Linked DNA regions of Mus musculus: region 2 is linked to region 1. A link is a loop called in an ENCODE intact Hi-C map of the cell type or tissue named here. Cell type or tissue: left cerebral cortex. All regions are shown on one strand. Each heading gives the region's core, and the rest is flanking DNA. Links, peaks and the distances in the headings are about the cores only.

What was found. Peaks named below come from ENCODE experiments on the same cell type or tissue, not always from the same donor. Only the 100,000 strongest peaks of a DNase experiment are listed, where the experiment ranks them.
Region 2: a loop joins it to region 1, with 3 times the contacts of the local background. A loop is called at or near these places in 2 of 42 quality-filtered maps.

Annotation. Positions count from the first base shown.
Region 1 is chr13:36,278,564-36,286,926 of GRCm38, reverse strand. The region is part of intron 4 of Fars2 (phenylalanine-tRNA synthetase 2 (mitochondrial)); the gene reads right to left. Among named protein-coding and RNA genes, the nearest start is that of Gm40912, 75 kb to the right of the region's middle. In left cerebral cortex, for the core only: a CTCF peak has its summit at 4,664 (motif pointing left); DNase peaks (open chromatin) are centred at 3,920 and 4,664; H3K27ac peaks cover 265 bases.
Region 2 is chr13:36,575,219-36,581,563 of GRCm38, reverse strand. No RefSeq gene overlaps it. Among named protein-coding and RNA genes, the nearest start is that of Gm46409, 34 kb to the left of the region's middle. In left cerebral cortex, for the core only: a CTCF peak has its summit at 2,761; DNase peaks (open chromatin) are centred at 2,179, 2,839, 4,593 and 4,962; H3K4me3 peaks cover 710 bases; H3K27ac peaks cover 2,882 bases.

The DNA of each region.
Region 1 (8,363 bases), core at 2,016-7,015:
ACTATCAAGGTTTAGATATACGAACTGTCCTGGACATGGTTCATATGCAATATCGTCAGACATAAGCATCAGAACACTGGTTGCCAGCCCTAATTATAATGAAGGGCTTTTTTTTTTTTCCTGGTGTCTTCACTCCTATATTTTCAGCAAACCCTAAAGATTTAATGCAAAGATCTAGCTCTCTACACTGATAATACTAAGTGACACTTAATATTCTACATTTTGAAATTGTACTTTCTTCTTCAGGAAGCAGATGCTCTTCTTCCTGCATCCCCCATTCCTCTCTAACACTCTTGGTGACAGTCCCTGCTCTGGCTGAGGACATCCCTTTTGCTCAGCCTTTCACTCATGCATCTGCCAACTCCAGTGAGTATGTTCTCACTGCTTCGTCATAACTTCTCTGCACCTGCAGCTGCTCTTCACCATCCATCTGCGGTGGACCTGCATGGCATTTTATAAAAGATTCTATTCACCTCCCCAATTCTCTTCATTCATTTATTTAGACATACATACATCAATTAAATTTTTATTAGTCAGTCATTGATATCTTCATATTGACTAGGACTTATCGATTGGATAGTCAACAAGACAGACGAGATCTAGCCCAAATAAAACTTAGATTCCAGTAAGAGTGACAGTAAGTAGTACAACAAGATAACCTATAGGTTGCTAATCTCATGAAGAACATAAAGCAGGCAATACCAAGAAAATGCTTTCTGCTCAAACAACAGGGTATCTGACAAAGAGCCTTGAGATGGAAGCAATCCCTCTTACCCTTTGCAGTTCTTCTAGGGCCACCTTCTCCCAGGTTCTGGCTTTAACTAGGCAACAGACTCAACACAGGTCTTGTTTGCTTCAACTCACAAAAAAATAAAAGAACAAATATCCTGCCCAGTGACTTTCTCCAAAGTAAGGAAATTTTCCCCAGAAGTCCCTGGTTGACAACCTCTTATCTCTCATTGGTCCAGTTGTGGGTCATTAAGTGACTTAACTAGTCAATGGTAACTTAACTAGTCACTTAACTAGTAACTTAACTAGTCACTTAACTAGTAACTTAACTAGTCACTGGTAAAAGGGAAGTTACTCTAGTTCCACCTGACCCATTAGAATCTCCCCTGTATGAGAGAAAGGAACACCATCGCCCAAACACCAAAGGGAAATTATAAAACAAAACTGGGGAACTATGAAATCAAGATATCTGGGGCAATGAAAGATTCTCTCTGACCTGAACAAAGAGAGAGAAAGGTGTCTCTGCTAAGCCCCATAAGAGTGTTGTGTTATCCACATGGGGAGAAACAAGATCAGTCACTTGGGACCCAGAAAAGAATAAAGGAAGATGAACAGAAAAGTCAGAAACGAACTGTGTGGGCCCCAAGTGCCAGTAGCTTTCTGGAAGCCCATGCTTCATGACATAGCCATTCCTATGTCATTTTACTGTGATCCAATTCATTGCCCATAGATGAAAGTCCAGACTGCTTGAGGCCATAATATTCCTCCTTATCTGGATCCACACTATGCTTGCACGTGTTCAACTCTTGTTCCCCTTAACTCATGGTTGAACATACCACACCACATTCTTGTACTACTCATGCCCAGTGTCCATTTCTCTTCCATCCTGGTCAACCAGTTCAAACCATGTAAGGAAATGGTGAAAAATCTAGTCTTTTGGCCATTGCTATCAGTGAACTGAGAAAATATTCAAAGACTTGTACCAGAAAACCTTGCAAAAAAATCTAAGGAAAAGTCACGTCTCCTGCCAGCAATATTTATGTCTTTGATCTCGTGTGCTTCCATAGCAATTGCCAATTCCCACTTTGAATACAGTTCCTTTTACTTCATCTATCTCTGTACTCTGGCTGCAGCAAAATACTATATTTCCCATTTTCATGTCCACTGTATGTGCTAGGCGCACTGCTTCACTCATGGCAAACCAGCTGGTAAATAATAAACAACTGAAATAACACTTGGACAAACAAGCAAATGGACAGAGACTGGCTGTCAGTCCTGGTCATTACATTCCCAATTAAATGGACAGAAGGACAGATGAACTGCTATCGGTGACTACCGAGCTGGAACATTGGTTCCAGAATGGAGTGCAGTAGAAGAGAATGCCAGTTCCTGAGGAAGAGCTTTCCAGTCTTCATACGAGGCTGGCTACAGGGGAGCATTGGGTGGGCTAACCAGCGGAAGACAGAGGTTCTGGGCTTCCCTATCATCCATCTGCAGGCAGGCTGACACTCTTTTTTGGTGCTCAAATCAGTGGTACTATCAATGACACAATATTTCTCTGAGCTCTCACAGAGCAGCAAGACTCTTCTTGGGCTGATTTTTGTCTTTGAGTCTACTGTGCTGGAAGTTACTATGGCCCACACCACAAACAAATGTTCTAGTTTACATATGTGGTTAGGTCATGCTAAAATGCAGATAAGAAGACAACCCAATAGAGTCTGGGGTGGGAGGTAGGGGGTATAAAAATTGTTCTCCCAAATTCTATTAGAAAAATGAAGCAACACCATAAGTAGACCATGTAATTTCCCATGTCTTCTGAATGGGGCAAGCCACCTGCCACCCAGCAGCACATCTGAGGCCCAGGAGATACAAAGCAACACAGCACATCCCAGGCCCCGGAGGTACAACAAAGCAACAGGCTCTGCTTGGGCTGCTCTGTGTCACAGCCTCCTAGGCATTATTACAGTGCAGTGTTTCATAAGCAACATGGATAACAAAGAATCATCTAAAGAAAGAACAGAGCATGTGGTTTAAAAAGCAATGTACAGCCACAGCTATAAGTGACAAGCATAACTTGACCTTGTTATGCTACAAAAATGTATTTGAAGATAAGTTCATACAAATATTTTTCTTCCTTTCTGCACAAAATTTTCTTGGTTTGTGTTACTCTTATTACCAAAGTTGGGAGGTGGGGAATCTTATTTCTTCCAAATAACCAAGCATATTGACATCACAGGCTTCTTTTGCTTGGCAGATTACTGAACAAACAAATATTTATTCTGAGTCACTCAGCTGTGATACATGGGGGGATTCACGACATGCTGTGTCTGGTGCCTGTTAAGCTCTTACAAGATAATTGGACTTTGGACCACCTAGAACACTGTGTTCAATGGAGAGCCAAATTTAAAAAATTCAAAAACATGGAATGAGCAGAATTTAATCAGTCACACCTCCATCAAATTGAGGCAGAAATAAATAAATGGGCAATAGAAAGGTGCAATAAAGCCAGGATTAATCAAACCGTGATTAATTCCGGATCAGATTAAAAACCAATAGTGCCAGCTGCATCAGTCTCGTCTGTGGCGTTCACCTCCCCTATTCCTTTCTAACACCACGCTTCCCCATCGTCTCAACCCACTCTGCTCTCACCCCTAGGGCACGTTCCCTGGATGGATAAACCTGCAGGAGAGTTAATTGTCACATACATGGATTTAATCACATTGTCCATCACATTTGGGGCCCTGCCTTCAGTGATCCGTGACTAATTGTTGTGGTAATTTTTCAATCATTAACAGCAGCACATATGCTGCAGACAAATCCCAAGGTGCCTAGTAAGCCCCAGTGACAAGCAGACCAGAGGCTCCAGAAGGATTGCCACACGCCAGCCCAGCCCCCAACCCCAATCCTATTAGTCATGCCTGCTTGTTAATATACACTTATCCCAAGGATATGTCAGGCTGCAGAGAGCTCCGAGGGCTCCAGCCTGCCTTATGACTTGCCCTGTTTTCAATCTAGATTCTGAAAAAGGAAGAGGAAAGGAAAGGAAATTAAAACTCCATGTGGGACAAGTAGCTGAGGCCCTATTCTGAATTCCACTTGCTTTTCACTCACTTTCACACAGGCTCCTGAGCTGTGGCAAGTGCCCTTTCTTTGAGTTTCAGCAGTATTAGCAATCTCCATGGCAACCACCAGTGTGCATCTGCTACACCAAACTGCAGCATCTCTGGCTCAATTCTCAAGTTGCCCTGGTGTCAGACGGGGCATGCCATGTGCACTGGTGGGACAAGACCCTGCCTTGGGGAATCTTTCAGCTGATTGAAGCCTGGCTCTAATCACCACATAATATGAGCGAACAAGATCACAGGGAATATAATCCGCCTGCACTAGGCAATAGGGGTCCAGAAATGCTATTTATTTTTTCATTTTCTTTTTCTTACGGGTCTTTGTTGGCTAAAAGCAAAGAGGCACTAGCTATCTAATAAAAAGGTTTAAATTTCAAGTAGGTGCCACAATGTTTCAAGTCACTGATTTGTTTAAACCCTATGTCTCAAACACCTTTCATTAAGGAAACTATTCAAGAGGAAATGCAAATTCCTGGGGTTTTCATTTGGGTCTTCTTAAGAAAATGGATGTTTTGCGCATTAGCCAGACTATGGAAAGGAAAGAGAAGGATTCACTGAGTTTCATTGAAATCTCACTCATTAGTATATGCGTTTTTATTCCTCCTGCAGAGTTTCAGGAAATTCCCTGTTTTACTCCGTTTTCCCAAGACTGAAATAAGACCTATTTTACTCTAAGGCACCTAGCTCCAGATCACAGAACAAGATCTTCGAAAAACTTAATTAATATGAACAATTCCTGCTTAGCTGCTCAAAAGAGAGATGGTTGCTATAGGCTCTGTTATCGTGAAAAGAGGGACCGAGCGCCCTCTGCTGCTGTGTCTAGGTAAGGCTCTCCAGTTTGGAAACCTCCCGCTGAGGTTCACTTCTGTTACAATGCACTCTTAGAAAACTCTAACTTAAAAGGCACTTACTGATCAGCAAGAGGAACAAGAGAGATCCAGATAACAACAATGAGGCTGCTGTAAATAGAACAGTCTTCTACACAGCCACTCACCAGTACCTTGGCTATTATTAGAAACAGCTCGAGAAAGAGCTTGGGAAAATTCAGAGTGCTGATTGCGTATCATAAGCACAAATTAAAGAATTAAAAAAGAAAAAATGAATCTGCCTTTGCACTCACAGTCTCTCATGTCTACACGAGCTCACTGATTAGTACATGTTTTAGAACACTCAGGTCAAAAGAAAAAACTTGTTATTTTAGATTTAAAGTCATAACCGTAGTTTTAGACTTTACTTTCAAATTTAGTTTGAACAAACACAAATTTGTATTTACACAGCGCTGTACAAAATAAACAGTACAGAAACATTTCACTTCTGAATCTCTAAGAACCTAATTATCATAAAAATAAAATTTCAGAGAAAAATACACTAAATATTACTTCTAATCCTCTTAAACAAATGAAGGCAATCTACATTTACAACTTAAAATACTAGCTCAGCTCTGAGTTCAAATTCACTCTAAAGAAAATGATTCAGAAATTGTGCTTCTGAAATTAATTCCTTCCATAATGCCTAAAAAAAATGACCACAATACAATAGATAATAGTCTAACTAAAGTTTAATGCACGGTGGATTCAAATTCCATGTCACAAACTACTCTGAGAGCTACAGATAACATTCTTAATATTTACAACTCAAGGTTAATGTCAATATCTCCCATGAATAAAATTAGAAATTAATTAAGAATTAATAGACAGGCCAGGAGTGCTAGCATGGCCTTCAGTCCAATTCTCTGATGGTAAACTTCAGTCTAACCTGAGTTTGAGGCCAACCTGATCTACAGAGTTTCAGGCCAGCGAGATCCTGTCTCAAAACGAAACAAAACAAAACAAAACAACAAAGAATAGGGGTTTGAGAGATGAGTCTGTGTTAAAGGACACTGCCAGCTCCTAAAAGGACCCAGCTTCAATTCCCAGCACCCACATGGTATCTAACATGACCAAACTCCTGTTCCAGGGGATTGGGTCCCCTCTTCTGATTTCAACAAGCACTGGGCACAGATGCTGGACACTTACATATACGTAGCCAAAACACCATACGCAGAAAATTAAAACAAAAGTAGAAATCAAAGAATGAATTAAAATTGAATCAAGGAAAGATGAGACTAAAGAGATAAATATCTAGTATAATACCATATAGTTGACAAGTGACAAAAGAATCCGATCTATATCTGACTCAGTTACTGACTTAGTTACTGAGCTCTGCAGTACAACACTGAATAGAATCATATCCTGTGAACAGACTCAGAGAGGTAGAATACAGAATCCAGTTCCCTTTGGGGGGGGGTATTATAAAACCTCTGGTTACCGGAACCATACCCTATTTAGAAGCACATACATTATCCCATCCCCTCTGGCTTGCTTCATGAAGTATCATCAGTTTATCCTCAAAGTGAGCCAGCATGACTGACAGAAACCTGGCTCTATGATAGGATACCAGTGTATAGAAAGAATATTCTTGATGATCAAGTTCCACAGGCTGACAAATGGTCTGTGAGTTGCAAGAATACCAATTAGCAGGTGGGTTCCTGCATGGTGTGTGTTGGAGTAGAGGGGCATGAGGGGTCTTGTCTGTGAGTAATGGTCTATGGAGAAAGCCATGGGGGATTAGCTACTAATAGCCCATCCTGGAGTCACATGAGCCAGTGCCAGTGGGAGTCCACCATGGGGGGCAGAACACCCCACCATGAGCTGCTGTGAGCTGCAGGGACCCTGGGTGGAATGGTAGTTAGTACTGCTCTGTGTGCAACAGCACCCTAGGAAGGCTAGGCATAATAAACAAAGGAGGGAAATAACAGAGGACACAGCTGAGCCTCTGGCTGGAGTCTGCCACGGAAGACCAGAAATAGTCCTAGTGATGGTGACAGTGATGGGGCCTGACATGATCTCTAGTGGACTCACTGAGCACTTTTCAAGGACCCAGAAATGGTAACTATCCAGCAAAGAGGCTGGCAAGAGATTTCCCAATGTCTCCTGTTAGTCAATGATTGGAAGTGGAGGCTCGAGGCTGCAAAATGCCAGGAAATACACCCACCGACATTTATAGGTACAAATTCCAAACAAAGAATCCCCTAACCTGATCAATCAAATAGGCAAGGTACACACAGTACCTTACAAAGACAAATGAAATTATCACATTACTCTTATGTTACCACCATTGTCCTATGCATGACTGGAGACTGCCCGGAGCATCCTAGGAATGCTACTCCTGTGAGCAGTCTGAATAATCCGTTAACTGTTAGGAAATGAAGTAGATTGCTGACTATGCAGACTCCACAACTTCTTCCACAGACCCAGGATATGAAGATCAAGCCCTTACACTTGGGATGGAGGCATTCCATTTTATGAATGAATGGCTCTTTGAGATAGATCTAAAGATTTCTAGTCAAACTGTACTTCAGAAAATGATGTCCTTTCTATAGTATTATGGATTCTCTTTAAACAGCTCCTTCTTAAAATACAAAGCACTTGATGAGAATATGAAAAGGACTTGCATTCCTTTAATAAGGTAACAATAGTTCTTTACAAACCCTCCTTTGATTTCATTAGATGGCTTTTTTTTCTCTATCACAAATCAAGAGAGAACTGCTCTAATGAGCACACCTGAAATCTTAAGCTGATCCTGTACTACACATATTTAATTTCCTCACATTTGAGAGATTATTTTGCAGTACAGGATAAGAAATGGCACTCAGTGCATCACAGGCTTTGTTACTGCTGACATAAAGGACTTGGATGACATCCTAGTGCTTAAAAATAAGATTACCTGGTTTTGTCTAACATGCCACCAAAAGTTCAGGGTTGAGACTCACATAGGCCTTCTGCAAAAGGCTAAGAAGATGCCATCAGATGCCGCTTGGCTAACATATTGTCGTTATGTGTTTAAACTCTGTCTCTCAGCAAAACTGGCTGGTCACTACGGCATCAACAAACATTCCAGCTAATACAATTCTGAGGGTGACAACATTAATGAGAAAATGAATGTCTTGAAACAGAACTCATTATTCTCTTGTGATAATTGTCCAAAGTTTAAAAAAAATCTATAATCATCAAAATACTATCTAAATACCACAGATCCACAAAAACAAAGGTATAAGTCATCTAAAAACTTTTTAACCCAACCCCATTCATGTTTCCGATTCTTGGAGAAACTCCGAAGCCCAGAGGAGGAAGATGATGATGAAGATGATGAAGACAAAGACAATGGTGATATTTTACCAACAGGCGCTATGCTCCCCAATTTCAAGCATTTATATATACAAACACCTTTGATTTATAAGACCTTTAAGAAATAAATATTGGTTTATTATCTCAACTTTCATAGACATGGAAACAGAAATCAAGGAGGTTAAATCATGACTCCATTGCGATCTCCATCCAACAGACACCAAATAGTGAGGCAATCAGCACAGGAATCCAGAAGTCACAGCCCTTCAAACAAGCTGACCAGGTCCTTATAGCTAAATCAATATCATCAACTAATGTAAGGTTGGATGGGCCTGACCAGATAGCT
Region 2 (6,345 bases), core at 1-5,000, 300 kb before region 1:
TTTGCTCTCTATACACATTCTGTGGCATGCATACACACACACACACACACACACACACACACACACTATTATATTTTTAAGAAGAAAGAAGGAAGAGGAGGGAAGGAGGCAGGAAAGGAGTGGGGAGAAATGGCCACAGATGTTTGGGAAATTTGGGACTGACACGGCAAATATGGTGGGAAGATTACTGGCTCCTAATTCTGGATGAGTAAAGATATGGAAATCTTTGCTTATAACCCAACTTGGACTTGACACTATATAACAAATGGCCCCAGTGTGATCCCTCTGGAATGTTCCAGGAAAGTCGAATTCAACATGCATAAAAAAAGAATGCCTTGCTTGACCTGTACCAGGGCTGCCCTCAAAAGAGCGCTCAGTCACCTTCTTTACTTGGGTTGACAGCATCTTCCTTCCACTGGCCTCTCGCAGGAGTAGCCACCTGACCCCTGGGCCTGGTGACAGCTTGCTCCTTCAGGGTACTTTCTCTCCTTCACAGAGCACTGCTTCAAGAGAGATCTTTCTAAAAGCCAGATTTGATCTTAACAGCGTACCACAGAGATACCTGCTCAGCCAAGTTTACTAGAGCACCATTCATAATCAGCCTATATGACGGTCAGCAGATTAATGGATAAAGCTGTGGTACATATACACAAGGGAGTTTTATTCAACCACAAAGATGAATGAAAATGTATCATTTGCTCGGAAGGTGATGAAACTAGATTTCAAGAAGAGCCTAACCTCAGACAAACACAGTTTCTTTCATAAGCAGGTATATATATATCGAAGTTGTTCCTAAGTCTCTCCTCCCTCTGCTTGATAATATATATAGCATAAATGCCCACACTAGGACACTAGGTATCTGAAAGGACCGTTTTCATAAGCACCACAGTCACTACTCACAGATCTATTATATATATATATGCACACATACATATATATACATATATGTATATTTACACACACACATATATGCCCTCTTATAGAATATCAACAATTTCACCTACTTGGGGGATAATCCTCTAACCTGGAATGTTACTTATAGAACATTGATAAGGAGTTATTTCAGGAGTATGGAGAACTCCAGGGTAGCTATGCTCCTAGAAAAATCTCACCTTGACATGGTGGTGACTTTATAGCTGCATACATGGAATCACAGATGAAACCCTTTCAGCTAACTGTTCACAGGGTATACGTTCTAAGGTCCCCAAGACCACAAGGCTGCAAACATTTAAGGCAGAATTACATACAAATGACTAGGAGGTGCAGGAGGGAGAGACTGGAATCTCTAACCCTTTCTTCCACAGAGAATGCCAATAGTCAACAGGCTGGATCTTGAGGGTCTCCTGTAAGCAGTCAAAGCTGCTCTGATGAGGGGACAGCTGTTATGTTAGGAGTCAGAGCACTGCAAACATGATGCACCTGGATGCAAAGGCCATACGGTGACTTATTCTATATGCTAACTAACAAAATGAATGAGAAAGAAGACAGACTAAGACCTCAGTTTTCCCCGCCAGTCTATGTCTCACACACACACACACACACACACACACACACACACACACACACACAAGCACATGCACATGCTTGCATGGTCCCCCAGCATGGATAGATCTCAAACCTAAGCCCTTTGGCATAGCATGAAAACCTATGCAGTTGCCAAAGATGGATAAACGGCTCCTGTCATGCAGTCTAGACACAAACACCACGGCAATGACTGAGCTTGTGTCAGTATTGTATCTGGGTATCTAGGGCCATACAGAGTGCCACTGGCTAGTACAGCTTAGACAACAGAAATATTTTCCTCCTTTGCAGAGGACTAGAAGTCAAGAGGCCAGAGCAGAGCCAGTTGGTTTCTCAGAGACCTCTCCCATCAGCTAGCTGACTCTGCCCATGTAACACACCTAACCACCCCACCTCCATTCCATTCCATTCCATCCCACCCCACCCCACCCCACCCCCCACACACCCCAGTGCTGCTGTGTGTCTCTAGGTCTCCTGACAGATTTGTTGAAATAGTCACATTCTGGGATCCTGAGGGTCAGAGGGAATATGATTCAGCTATGGTGTTTCCCTCACGTTCAATTAAGATAATTCTGTAGTGTTTCTCCCTCCACAGGGTAAATGAGTGGGCCTAGTCCAGTCAGTTGGGACCATTAAAAAATGCAGGGAAACCCTGCCTGCCAACTCCTGAGTAGTTCCATTAACCCTTCGCTGAGTACACAGATTTCAGAAGTGCCAGCCCCACAATAACATAACTAGTTCCCTGTGGCAAACAGACACACACACACACACACACACACACACACACACACTCGTTTTCCCTGACTTTATTTTTGTTGTGATTTGGCGAGGGGGGGCGGGGGAGGCGGTAACAAGGTCTCATTTTGTTGGTCTTGAACCCACAGCAGTCCTCCTGACTCAGCCTCTGGAAGGCTGGGATTATAGCAGACATCTGCCAGAAAGCCCTTGGCTGCCAAGTTAGTCTTATCTAGTAACGAGGGAACTGGGAATGCAGCCCTCATTCCAGAAACAATATGCCCAGCACAATTCAGAGATGGTGGTTAAAGTAACGCTAAAAAGCGGACAGGAAACGCACCCAGCCACAACACAACGATGGGCGCAGGGACCAAGTCCTGCCGCTCTGCAGTCCTTGGAAGTCCTGGGCTCTGCAGGCCGCCTCCCCAATGCAGAGAAGCCCAGCGCCACGCGTCCCCGCAGCCTCCACTGGTGAGCGCGGACTCCGCTGCCATCCTGCGGCTGTCTAAGGCTCGCTGGGCCGCGCGCAAATACCCAGAGCTCCCGGCTGGAGGCCAGGGGCGCGCGCCGGGCATCTTGGGGCGCGCACACAGAGCTGCCCGCACGGACTCCGCACCGCGTGGAGGGGCGGGAAGCCGCATCTCCTCAGGGCAGGCCGGCCAATGGGCGGTCTCGCTGATGCTGTAATGCTCCAACTCTGCCTTTCATTGGCCAGCTCTTCTCTGGGCTCTAACTAGTTAGTTTTTGGTTTTGAAGGTATTTTTTTGTTTGTTTGGTTTGGTTTGTTTGTTTTCTCTCCAGAAATTCAAATAAGAGGAGACAAAATCCAAAGCAAAACCGGGAGTCCCTGAGCCCTGATCTTGGGGACATAAGGAGACACCTCTACAGAGCCTTCTTGGCCTGACAAGGCCCAGGTATCTGCCAGGCTTTAAGGTCAGCAGACATAGAGTGGTTGTTGTTCATGTTTCTTACTGCCTGATGGGTCAGAGCCAAGGGTACTGGGACAGACTGGCAAGAGGGACGCACAGATTTGCAGGGAGCTGTGAGTGCCAAACTTGGCTGATCTCTGAACCGTTTATTGCCAGAGTGTATCATAGACCCAGTGTCCCATGGATCACACTCTAGAGAATGCTCTCGGAAGGACTGGGCTCTGCAGTCCTCAGTTCTCAGTTCAGCCGTGTAGGCCTTCAGACCAGGTTTCCCAGGCACCCCTATGTCAGAGCATAACCTGACTGTGACATAACCAAGCTGCCGTTTGTTTACCCACTCCCCAAACCCTACTTAACTGCAGGTTGGCCTTTAAACCATTACCGGTGCCTCCCATCCTCCTCTTTGCACCAGGTTTCTGGCTCAGGTGGTCAGATTCCAGCCAGCCAAGCTTTCAGAACCAGAGATGACAGGTCCTGGACACAATTCTGCCCAAAGTGACCCCTGGGAGGACCAAGAGACAGAGAAATAAGCGAGTGTGCTTGGTAGAGGACTCAAGTGATGCCAACTATGGTGACATCTCTTAAAAAGGGAATGACAGTCTGTTGAGAGGATCAAAGTAAAAGAGGAGACTTGACAGCAGTGAGGACGAGGCTGGAAGTACAAAGGCCAAGGCAGTGTGGGCTTGTTAAAGTAGCCATTGCCCAGGGAGGGGTCTGGGGATGCCTCTCATCCCAGGGCATTGCTCTGGGCTCTGAAAGTCAAACTCAGTCTCTTGGGAAGGAAATGAGTGTCCTCAGCCTTGGTCAGCATACATCCTGGCTACAGCCAGTTCTTGCTCCGTGCCCCCCTATGCCCACACTCACACCCCAGATGCAGCTTCCACCACCTCCCCACCCCCACCCCAGATGTGGCTTCCACACTCTGCTTGCAACCATTCAGGGAGCATTGTTTAGGCCAGTACCATATAACCAGAAGTCAGCAAGACCTTTAGAACCAAGCAGGAAGATGCAGCTTGCACGGGAGTGGGGCAGGGGTGTCCTTGAGGCTGGGCCACACAGGGCTAGAATGGCGAGAAGAGTCTAGAGGACAAGATGAAGCAGAGACAAGATGAAAGAGAAGGAGCATTCCTTGATGCGGTCCCAGTACCTTTGGGTATTAGGAGCCCTTCATTCTGGTCCCAGCTCCCCTATTTTTACTGGGGTGACCTTGGGCCAGTCATCTCAGCTGTGGCCTAGTTTCTTTACTTATAAAACAGTAGGGGAGGGGCTAAAATGGTTAAAGGCCCCTCCTCTTCAGCCTCAGTAGCATCCTCTTTTGGGGGAGGTCCTCTTAGCTACTACAGCTGGCACCACTGTTGAGAGGCTGGGCAGATGGCTGCAGATGACACAGTCATGCTCAGGGGTGGGGTGGGAGTGCTGACACCCAGGGATGACTCAAAGATGGTGCAGCACGAAGCCCTCTCCCTCTTCATCTTTGCATATACTGCTCGCTGAGACCCCAGGACCCAGTGACTAATGTGACTGTCTCCTTGAACGGCATCGGATGGTCCAGCAGCAGCCTCTGCAGGCTCCACCTCTCTCTCTCTCTCTCTCTCTCTCTCTCTCTCTCTCTCTCTCTCTCTCTCTCTGCTGGCAGCAGGCAGCAGAATTTAGAAGGAAAAAAAAAAAAAAACCAAACTCCTGCTTTCAGGAAGGTGAAGTCAGACTCCTGAGCCAGGACAGGAGGCCAGCGACAGAGAGGTAATTTTCCCAGAAGCAGGGAAAGGGGGTTGTGCCAAGGAAGCCCTGCTGTTCCTCCACCCCACAGACTCCAAGGAGAAGCAAGTCCCTTGCTCCCATCTGATGGCATACCCTATTTTGCAGCTGTTATCTGTGTTTAGCTAAGAATCCTTTCTTTAGAAAGAAGTCTGATGTAAAAGCAAAAACAAGACATTGTTCAATAACTATTTCTTGAAGTAAATGTGTCAAGTGCAATGGTAAGAACCAGGTACAAGTGGGTGGTCCAGACAGACCCAGCCTCTGCTTCACAGACTTTGGTTCAGGCGGGGGAGGTCTTTTGCAAGCTAGCAAATAGCTAATGAACTTTTATGATCCAGACAATGAAGAAGAAGGTGCCTCTGAAGATGCCCTTTGCTTTGCATGATCAGGGAGGCGGTTTCAGGCCAGGTAGGGATATTCCTGCTTTTAGATGGACCCCTTCAGCATGAACCTTGGGTATGTGGACAGATTGGATCCCGGAGAAAAGCACCTAGGAGAGATGAGCAGCCAGTACAGGTAGATGACTAAGTGACAGAGAGCTTGCTTACTGTAGGTGGGGACCTGGACTCAATCCCCAGTAATCCCCTCCCACAAAGCAAATGGAACAGTGAGCTGCCTTCGTGGTGGCTTGGTTGATATCCCTCCCCCATGCAACTGAAGCAATGGCTTTTCCTCCCTCCCCATAGGCTTGCTAAAGTACAGCCAGGATTTCATGGCAGAGACCAAATGCGGAGGTTAGCACACAAACATGAGAGGATGATATCCAAACAGGTATCAGCAGACTCTGCAAAGAGTGAGTTTATGACTGAGAGGGCGGCTAATACTCTGATCAGAGCAGAAAGGCTTAAATCCACTTATTTAGTATCCTTGAGAAATATGGAAGGGCAACTACACATCACATAAGCAAACTGCTGTGAATCAAAAGACAGCTAATTTGAGAGGAAAAAAAAAACAATAACAGATTTCAGAAGTAGAAGACTCAATGATTCAAAAGACATTTCAGCCACAATGCAGAGAATAAGCTGCCCAGAGGCCAGGAGCCATGGTGGCCCAAGAAAGAGATGCCTGAGGCTCTAAGGTGGAGGCCGGGGGCTTGGGAGGGAGCAAGCACAAGCAGATGCAGTCTGCAGGGCTTGCTAAGATGCTAAGGGACTGTGTGAAGAAGGTCTGGGGTTGGGTACACTCAGGGAAGGCCTTGGCCTCATCCTTAGGCTGCACCTGGAGGCTGTGTCCTTTCCCTGACATTGGACATGCCTTTTCCCCCCAGAGAGCTTGAAAGCAAGAGGAGAGCTGAGGCCACGTCCTGAGTGGCTGTGTGATCACTGTCACCTTCAGGAGTCCTGGCTAAGGAGAACGGAGAGTATGACTACTGCAGATGGAATGTCCTGGAAGTAGACTCTGA